2 separate regions of the Homo sapiens genome follow, and region 1 is linked to region 2. A link is an interaction called in ENCODE POLR2A ChIA-PET data of the cell type or tissue named here. Cell type or tissue: Panc1. All regions are shown on one strand. Region 1 has its middle 100 kb from the start of LINC02450. Region 2 overlaps PRICKLE1 (prickle planar cell polarity protein 1).

Region 1 (4,000 bases), 250 kb after region 2:
TTAACAAGAAAGCATATGCTTAAAGGAAAAAAAATCCTTCATGTGGTTTCAATACTTAATTTTTAGTGGAATGTTCTTTCCTAAAGGTGCGTGAATTATTTAATGCTCTTCATTTATGGAATATTATGTGATAGATTTGATTGTATTTTAATTGTGTTATTTGCATTATAGCCCTTTTAATGAGAACAGTAATTCTTGGACAAGGCTCTACATCATTGTTTAAAATGGTGTTGAAATTTTGTTGACTACATTTTCTCAGTCATCTCAATGAACCAGAAAAACACATTTAAGGTGGTAACATTATGTAAAGGTACTTTGATATATCCAGGCTTCTTGCAGGTAATTGATTCATTCCCTCCCTCCCTCCCTCCTTTATCCTTCCGTCCCTCTCTCCATCCCTCTCTCCATCCATCCGTCCATCCACTGACCCACCTGGCCAATCATTCATTTATTTTTATCACATACCTACTTTATATCAAGTCTAGTGTAAAAACTTTCATGTTATGGAAGAAAAAGTAGCAAATTAGCCCCACTGTCAACAATGGAGGGTTAGCAAATTACAAGAGTAAATTTGTGTGGGGAAACAGAAAATGAAAGAATTTGGGCTAAAAAATTCTTTTCTGTGTTTCTGAAAGTTTTATATAGGCTACCTTCTTTTAATATCTCATCTGGCTATTTCTATTCATTCTCATGGTTTAAAATGAGGTGAAACTTCATGCTGTAGTCATTCATTCACTCATTTATTTATCTAATATCTACTAGGAACCAGGTCCTTTCCTATTACCAGGGATAAGACACCAGCTTTTTCCTCATGGAGCATGATTTCTGGACTGTACTTCCCTTTCCACGCTGGCTTCCCAGTGGGTTAGCACCCTGTATTTACCACTGCCACACTGTATTGTAATTACCTGTTTATCAGTCAGTCTCTTCACAAGGCTGCTGTGCTCCTTAAGGGCAGAGCCTCTTCCCTGTTTCCTGCTCTATGTCCAGCCCCTGGCATAGTCCCAATTACGGTTGCCCTGTAAATATGTATTGAGTGAATGATTGTTTACTAATATTTTGCTACCCCTTCAGTTTACTTTAGGGCTATGTTTATCTTGTTTGGGTAAAATAGTTGTATACATCTTATGGCCATAAGAAACTTCTGTTTGACTTTTATTTCACTTTGTCAGGCTGAAGTCCTACTATATCCTTCCACACACCCTATGCTAAGCTACTTATGGCTTTCCATATGGGCCCTGTTCCTTTGCTCAGATTTTTCCCTTGCACAGAACAACTTGATCTCTCTTTGCTCCTCTTCCTCAAGGCCTGTTTGACTGCCCCTTCCCTCATGCTGTCGTAGTGCACTGATCCAATCTCTTTAGATTTGTTTTTTTTTCAATATCAAGTAATAGCTATTTGTTCAGTCTGTCTCTTCCTTCATCGACTGTAAGCTCCTTCCTCTGAAGGAGGAGCAGTTCTCATTTTGGTATTCTCCATAACATCCAGGGCTGTGCTTGACACATAGCAGGAGGCCAATAAATGCTTATGAGATGAATGGATATATGAATACACTCTTCACAGTGAGTGGACTGTGTGTGACTAAGTTGAAAAAACTCATCACAGAGGAAGATGTGTACTTGGGATAAATAATATTGGCTAAAGGGAAGGGCAGGCCATATGGCAGGACATAGGAACAATATGTATGGGCCAGAGAGCACAATGTATTTATCTGGAAAGCAACAAAAGGATAAGGTTTACTAACAGGTAGGTTTAGAATCCAGAAGACTTTGAGCATGAGGCACAGGAACATGGCCTTGGGGACCCAGTGAAGGTAAGCCACCTTTTTGATTCTTGAATTGTATTTCCAATATCCAGATATTTGTGACACCAACTCAAGTTGTCTTTCATCTGTGTCTATGTTCTTGACTAATACATTCAATATGATGAATGTCACTGCCATAAAAGATTTTGGTGATAACTTTTGGCTGTGTGCAGTGGCTTATGCCTGTAATCTCAGCACTTTGGGAGGCTGAGGCAGGTGGATCACTTGAGGTCAGGAGTTCGAGACCAGCCTGGCCAACATGGTGAAATCCTGTCTCTACTAAAAATATAAAAACTAGCTGGGCATGGTGGAAGGCACCTGTAATTTCAGCTACTTGGGAGGCTGAGGCAGGAGAAGTGCTTGAACCCAGGAGGTGGAGGTTGCAGTGAGCTGAGATTGTGCCATTTCATTCCAGCCTGGGTGACAGAAGGAGACTCCATCTCAAAAAAAAAAAAAAAAAAAAATCCAAGGTAGCTCAAATAGTACAATAATAGAGTTAGGACTTCTGGGGCACTGAAACCAAACCTAGTGTTTTTTTCTCAACAACTCTCTTATCTTTCCAATCATGAAGGTAGTTGGGGATGACAAAGAATAGGTGATTAGAGAAGAGTAGGAGAAAATGGGGAGGTAAAATTATGATTTACTCATTCACTCAGTGACTATATAGTGAGCGCTCCTCCCCAGCCCTACCCTCATGTCAGTGAGTATCTCAGTCCTCAGGGATACCATACGCAGGCAATTGAAAGACAGTGAAGTAAAAGTCTTGGAAGTACTAAACAGGGTGCCTAGCCTAGTTGCGGAAAATCAGGAAGTGATATCAAATTGTGACTTAAGGAAGGTGAAGGTTCTAGTTAGGTGCTGCCTGCAAGAGACTCACCTCACTTTTAAGGACACACATGAACTGAAAGTGAAGGGATGAGAAAAGATATTCCACACCAATGGAAACCAAAAAAGAGTAGAGGTAGCTGTACTTACATTGGACAAAATAGACTAAGTCAAAACTGTAAAAAGAGACAAAGAAGAACTAATGTTCTTATATCTATAATGATAGAGGGGTTAATTCATGAAGAGGATATAATAATTGTAAATATATATACCCAACACAGAACACCTAAATATATAAAGTAAATATTGAAAGACCCAAAGGGAGAGATAGATTGCACTATAGCAATAGTAGGGAACTCACTTTCAAAGATGGACAGATTATCCAAACAGAAAATTAATAAAAAAAAAATTGGATTTGGAGTACACTGTAGGCCAAATGGACCTAAAAAACATGTACAGAACATTCCATCCCACAGCAACAGAATGTACATTCTTCTCAAGGGCACCCAAAACATTCTTCAGAGTAGGTCACATGTTAGGAAGAGAAATGTTTGGAAGAGACTGGCATCAATAACCCAGACAGCAGATGGAAAATAGCTGCTGGGAGTGGAAAAGAGTAGATGTGATGTTGGACTATACGTGGGAAAGGAAGGAAAAAAAGTTGATAATTTTGAAGAAATTACATGAATACCCTTGTTTTTAGTGATTAAAAGAACACTTTTTTTGTATTATTTACAATTATGTTTACAAAAATCTATATAATTAGTTCATTAGTGAGATTCTTACATATCTTAAGCTTTTTTTTTTTTTTAAAGAGATGGGGTCTCATTCTGTCACCGAGACTAGAGTATATTGGCACAATCACAGCTAACTGCAGCCATGATCTCCCAGGCTCAAGCAATCCTCCCACCTCAGTCTCCAGAGTAGCTGAGACTGCAGTCACATGCCACCATGACAGGCTAATTTTTTATGTTTTGTAGAGACAGGGGTCTCACTATGTTGCCCAGGCTGGACTTGAACACTTTTTAAGCAGTCCTCCCATCTTCGCCTCCCAAAGTGCTAGGATTACAGGCCTGAGCCACCGTGCCTACCCATGTTCTTCAATTTCATTTCTTATTAAAGTAATATAACTGAAAGCTCAAGTAGCATAGCTGAAATTATGCTTTAACTTTATTTTGGAAGTATTTTTTTAAATATAAAAATTACCTTTTTTGAATTAAGAAATTAGTATATATTCTACTACAGCTCTGAAAATCAGAATCTCAGATGAACATTGACTTTAAAAAAATGTATGAGGGGCTGCGCGGTGGCTCACGCCTGTAATCCCAGCACTTTGGGAGGCCGAGGCAGGCAGATCACGAGGTCAGGAGA
Region 2 (4,000 bases):
AACAACAGAACTGCTACCGGTCAGAGGATCACTCCATGTCCCGAGCATGGAGTATCAAGATTCTAGCTCATCATTCTTTTTCCCTTCTCTGAACTTCTACTAGAGTTAATACCATATGGTTTAATGCCCTAATAGTTTGATGTGTATCTTTTTTGTCTTCCTAATTAGATTTTAAGCTCATTAAGACACAGAACCACATATTATTGCTCTTCACATCCCTAATTAGGGACCACACAGTGTAGGGATACAAGGGAAGTAAGTTTTCCTATCTTTAAGTGCATTATATATGATGCAGTTTGTTGCAAATTGCTGCAATGTGACACATAAATACAGTTTCTTGTTTCTTTTTTAAAGACATTAGGTCTTTTATCTAACCATTTATTGCCTTAGATTTCCCAAAAGTTAGAGAGTGGTAGCTATGCTAGCTCAACTTCAAGAAAAAAACATGGGAAGTAATTCTGTTTAGCAGATTTAAAATGAATTTTAAATTTTAATATAGCATACATCAAATAATTTAAGAAATAGCTGGAAAATATAATGTAATTTGATAGCTGAAGGAATGCTGAATAGTATCCTGAAAGTACAAAAACTTGAACGTCAAAGTTCTGTCTTGAAGTTAGAAAATGATTAAAATATTCACAAAAGTAATACAATCTGGCTGGGCACGGTGGCTCACGCCTGTAATCCCAGCATTTTGGGAGGCCGAGGCGGGTGGATCACGAGGTCAGGAGATCGAGACCATCCTGGCTAACACGGTGAAACCCTGTCTCTACTAAAAAATACAAAAAATTAGCCGGGCGTGGGGGTGGGCGCCTGTAGTCCCAGCTACTCGGGAGGCTGAGGCAGGAGAATGGCATGAACCTGGGAGGCAGAGCTTGCAGTGAGCTGAGATCATGCCACTGCACTCCAGCCTGGGTGACAGAGCGAGACTCTGTCTCAAAAAAAAAAAAAAAAGTAATACAACCAGAAACTTTATCTGTGTTCTTATATTACTGAGACCTTCTATTTTACCCTGAAATAGAGAGCAATGTCTTTGAATAAGACAGCTGCTGTCTTGTTATGAGCACAATTCTTATGATGGCTTTCCATCCAAAATTTCCTATTTTTCTAGAAATCTCAGCAATCACTATTTGTAATCAGTTATTAATTAAAAGCTTTAGAGTTAGGTTTATAAAGTCAGTCATTTTTGTATTTTGAAAAGTCACATATTTATGCATTAAGTTTTTTTAAAGAGTCCTTTGTGCCTTCTTAAATGTATTCCTGACAAAGCAACAAGAAAAAAGTTTTATTAATGCACAAGACTGAAAGAAATGTCAAGTATGCTAGGGTTCTGGTTTTGATTTTGGACTTCAGAGAAAGTTAAAGAAACAGTGGAACACTGCCTTTAATTACAATCTAATGTCCTGGAGAATACTTGATATCTCTCCCAGTGGGCATTCTAGGCGGTGTGAGAAGAAAATCAACTGTGATCAGTACAACATAGACTCATTCCACCTAGTCAAGTTAATCAGGGATTATATTGTGTGTACATCATGAACCTCCCTGGTTTTGTTTAAGATGGTGTTTTTCACATTAAAAGATGGAAATGTTTCAAGAGTTAAATCCATAGCTTTACTCATGCTACATAACATAAGCCAATAAAAGTTTGTGCTAAGATTCCTCAAACTCCCACTTCACTGTGGAGAGGATAACTGATAGAATGTTTCCCTCAGGAGGAGATAAGCAGCTCTGATAGAAAGATGGCTGCAGTGTCACAGTTAAGAGTTTGGGTCTGAAGTTGCTACCTGAAAACAAATTCTCTACTCAGCCTCCTCATCATGTTGGTCTTAGGAAAATTATCTCTTTAAGACTCAGTTTCTTCATTGGTGAAATGGGAAGGCAAGGAGGATTGTTAGGAGCATTAAATGCAATACTGACCATATGGCACTTATAGTAAACAAATATTTAGCATATAGTAAGCTTTAAATGAATGCTAATTATTTTTTATTATATCTGAAAGATATTTATCATAGCTTGGTGGTCATGAAATACATATATATATATAGTTTTTGAGATGGAGTTTTGCTCTTGTTGCCCAGGCTGGAGTACAATAGTGTGACCTTGGCTCGCTGTAACCTCCGCCTCCCGGGTTCAAGCGATTCTCCTGCCTCAGCCTCCCAAGTAGCTGAGAATACAGGTATGCACCACCACGCTGGCTAATTTTGTATTTTTAGTAGAGATAGGGTTTCACTATGTTGGTCAGGCTGGTCTCAAACTCCTGACCTCAGGTGATCTGCCCACCTCAGCCTCCCAAAGTGCTGGGATTACAGTTGTGAGCCACTGCGCCCAGCCAAAATATTTTCTTCTACCTCCATCAAGCCTCCTTACTCCTTAAGATCCTCTCACTTTGTGGTTGTATTTAGAAATCTTTCCTCAAATTATACAACATATCTATTTATGGGTAGAATAGAGAGGTATTTGGTTTTTTTTTCATTTAAACAAGTATGTTAGCTGCTCACTTGGAATTGCTCTATAGCCCCCATTCAGAGATAAATAATTCAAAGAACTGAAGTACAATTTCAAGAAATATATTAATATACAAATACAGTTGGTAACATAAGATGCACTTTTCCAGAGGAAAACTTTTAGGCATCGGTTGCTGAAATGAGGTCCAGATAGCTCAGAACAAAACAGAAGTTGGCGATTATATGCATAATTTATACTATATAAGGAAAAAATTACTCAGATCACAAAGAAGATTGTTTTTGTCCTCAATTATCTGGTTTGGTTGTTGTTTCCTATGCAAAAATCATGCCAACTCTACTCTTCTCTTTTTTTTTTCTTTTTTTTGAGACAGGGTCTTGCTCTGTTGCCCAGGCTGGAGTGCAGTGGTGCCATCATGGCTCACTGCAGCCTCGACCTCCTGGGCTCAAGCAATCCTCCCACTTCAGCCTCCCAAGTAGTCAGGACAGGTGCACACTGCCACGCCCAGCTAATTTTTACATTTTTTGTAGAGATGGGGTCTCACTATGTTGCCCAGGCTGGTCTCAAACTCCTGGGCTCAAATGATTCTCCTGCCTCAGCCTCCCAAAGTGCTGGGATTACAGGCATGAGTCACCATGCCTGGACCCCCACTCTTCCTTTTTTGAGCACAGAACTGTTTTCCTCATCAAAGTCAAGAGACAGCAGTCCCAGTAACATCCTCCAAGGCTGGCCAGGTGACTGTCACTAGCCAAAGAGCTTGTGTATCAGCACAGTCAGGTGAGAAAGGATCAGAAGTGCTTGTTCCCTACATTAGGCTGACCTTTCCTTGAAGGTAGAATAGTGAGCATGTTCACGTTTAAGATCATGTTTATGACAGAGCAAGTCAAGAAGGGGATCCATGCTCCCCTCTAGCCATAGGGTTCAGGAAGCACAGAGCCAGGAAGAGAAACGGGCTTGCAACATCTCATTTGTGTAGTCCTTTCAAGTTTATGAAGTCATACTAGAACTCACTCCGAACATAGTCCTCAGGGGGCTAGTATAATTGTTTTATCTTACCAAGAAAATGAAGCTATGAGAGGAAGATGGCTTGCCCAGGAAATTTCAGCAGCCTAGTAAGGAGCAGAGCTAGAAGCTACTCCCTCATCACTCTACGAACAGGGTGTGAGAAGACAGCTAAGGGGGCAGAAATGCCAAGAATTTTGATATGATGGTGTAAGATGTCACCAAGATATGGCTTGTGTGGTCTTTGGTTTTTTTTTTATGCTGTCAAAGAAAGTAAGATAAAACTAGGGCTTTTATATGATTTTTTTTCATAATGTTATTACATATTTAATCTATATTCAATATTCTCAATTTGTTTTAAAAATTTATTTTGCGGCCAGGCACGGTGACTCATGCCTGTAATCCCAGCATTTTGGGAGGCCAAGATGGGTGGATCACCTAAGGTCAGGAGTTCAAGACCACCCTGACCAATATGGTGAAACTCCGTCTCTACTAAAAATACAAAACTTGGCTGAGTGTGGTGGTGCATGCCTAT

Evidence for each region. Peaks named below come from ENCODE experiments on the same cell type or tissue, not always from the same donor. Only the 100,000 strongest peaks of a DNase experiment are listed, where the experiment ranks them.
Region 1: POLR2A ChIA-PET joins it to region 2 with 6 read pairs; 2 of 35 experiments call an interaction of 5 or more read pairs at or near these places.

Annotation. Positions count from the first base shown.
Region 1 is chr12:42,793,469-42,797,468 of GRCh38, forward strand. No RefSeq gene overlaps it. Among named protein-coding and RNA genes, the nearest start is that of LINC02450, 100 kb to the left of the region's middle. In Panc1, no CTCF peak of the experiment used is centred here; no DNase peak of the experiment used is centred here; H3K27ac peaks cover 3,148 bases.
Region 2 is chr12:42,538,530-42,542,529 of GRCh38, forward strand. The region is part of intron 1 of PRICKLE1 (prickle planar cell polarity protein 1); the gene reads right to left. Among named protein-coding and RNA genes, the nearest start is that of PRICKLE1, 49 kb to the right of the region's middle. In Panc1, no CTCF peak of the experiment used is centred here; no DNase peak of the experiment used is centred here.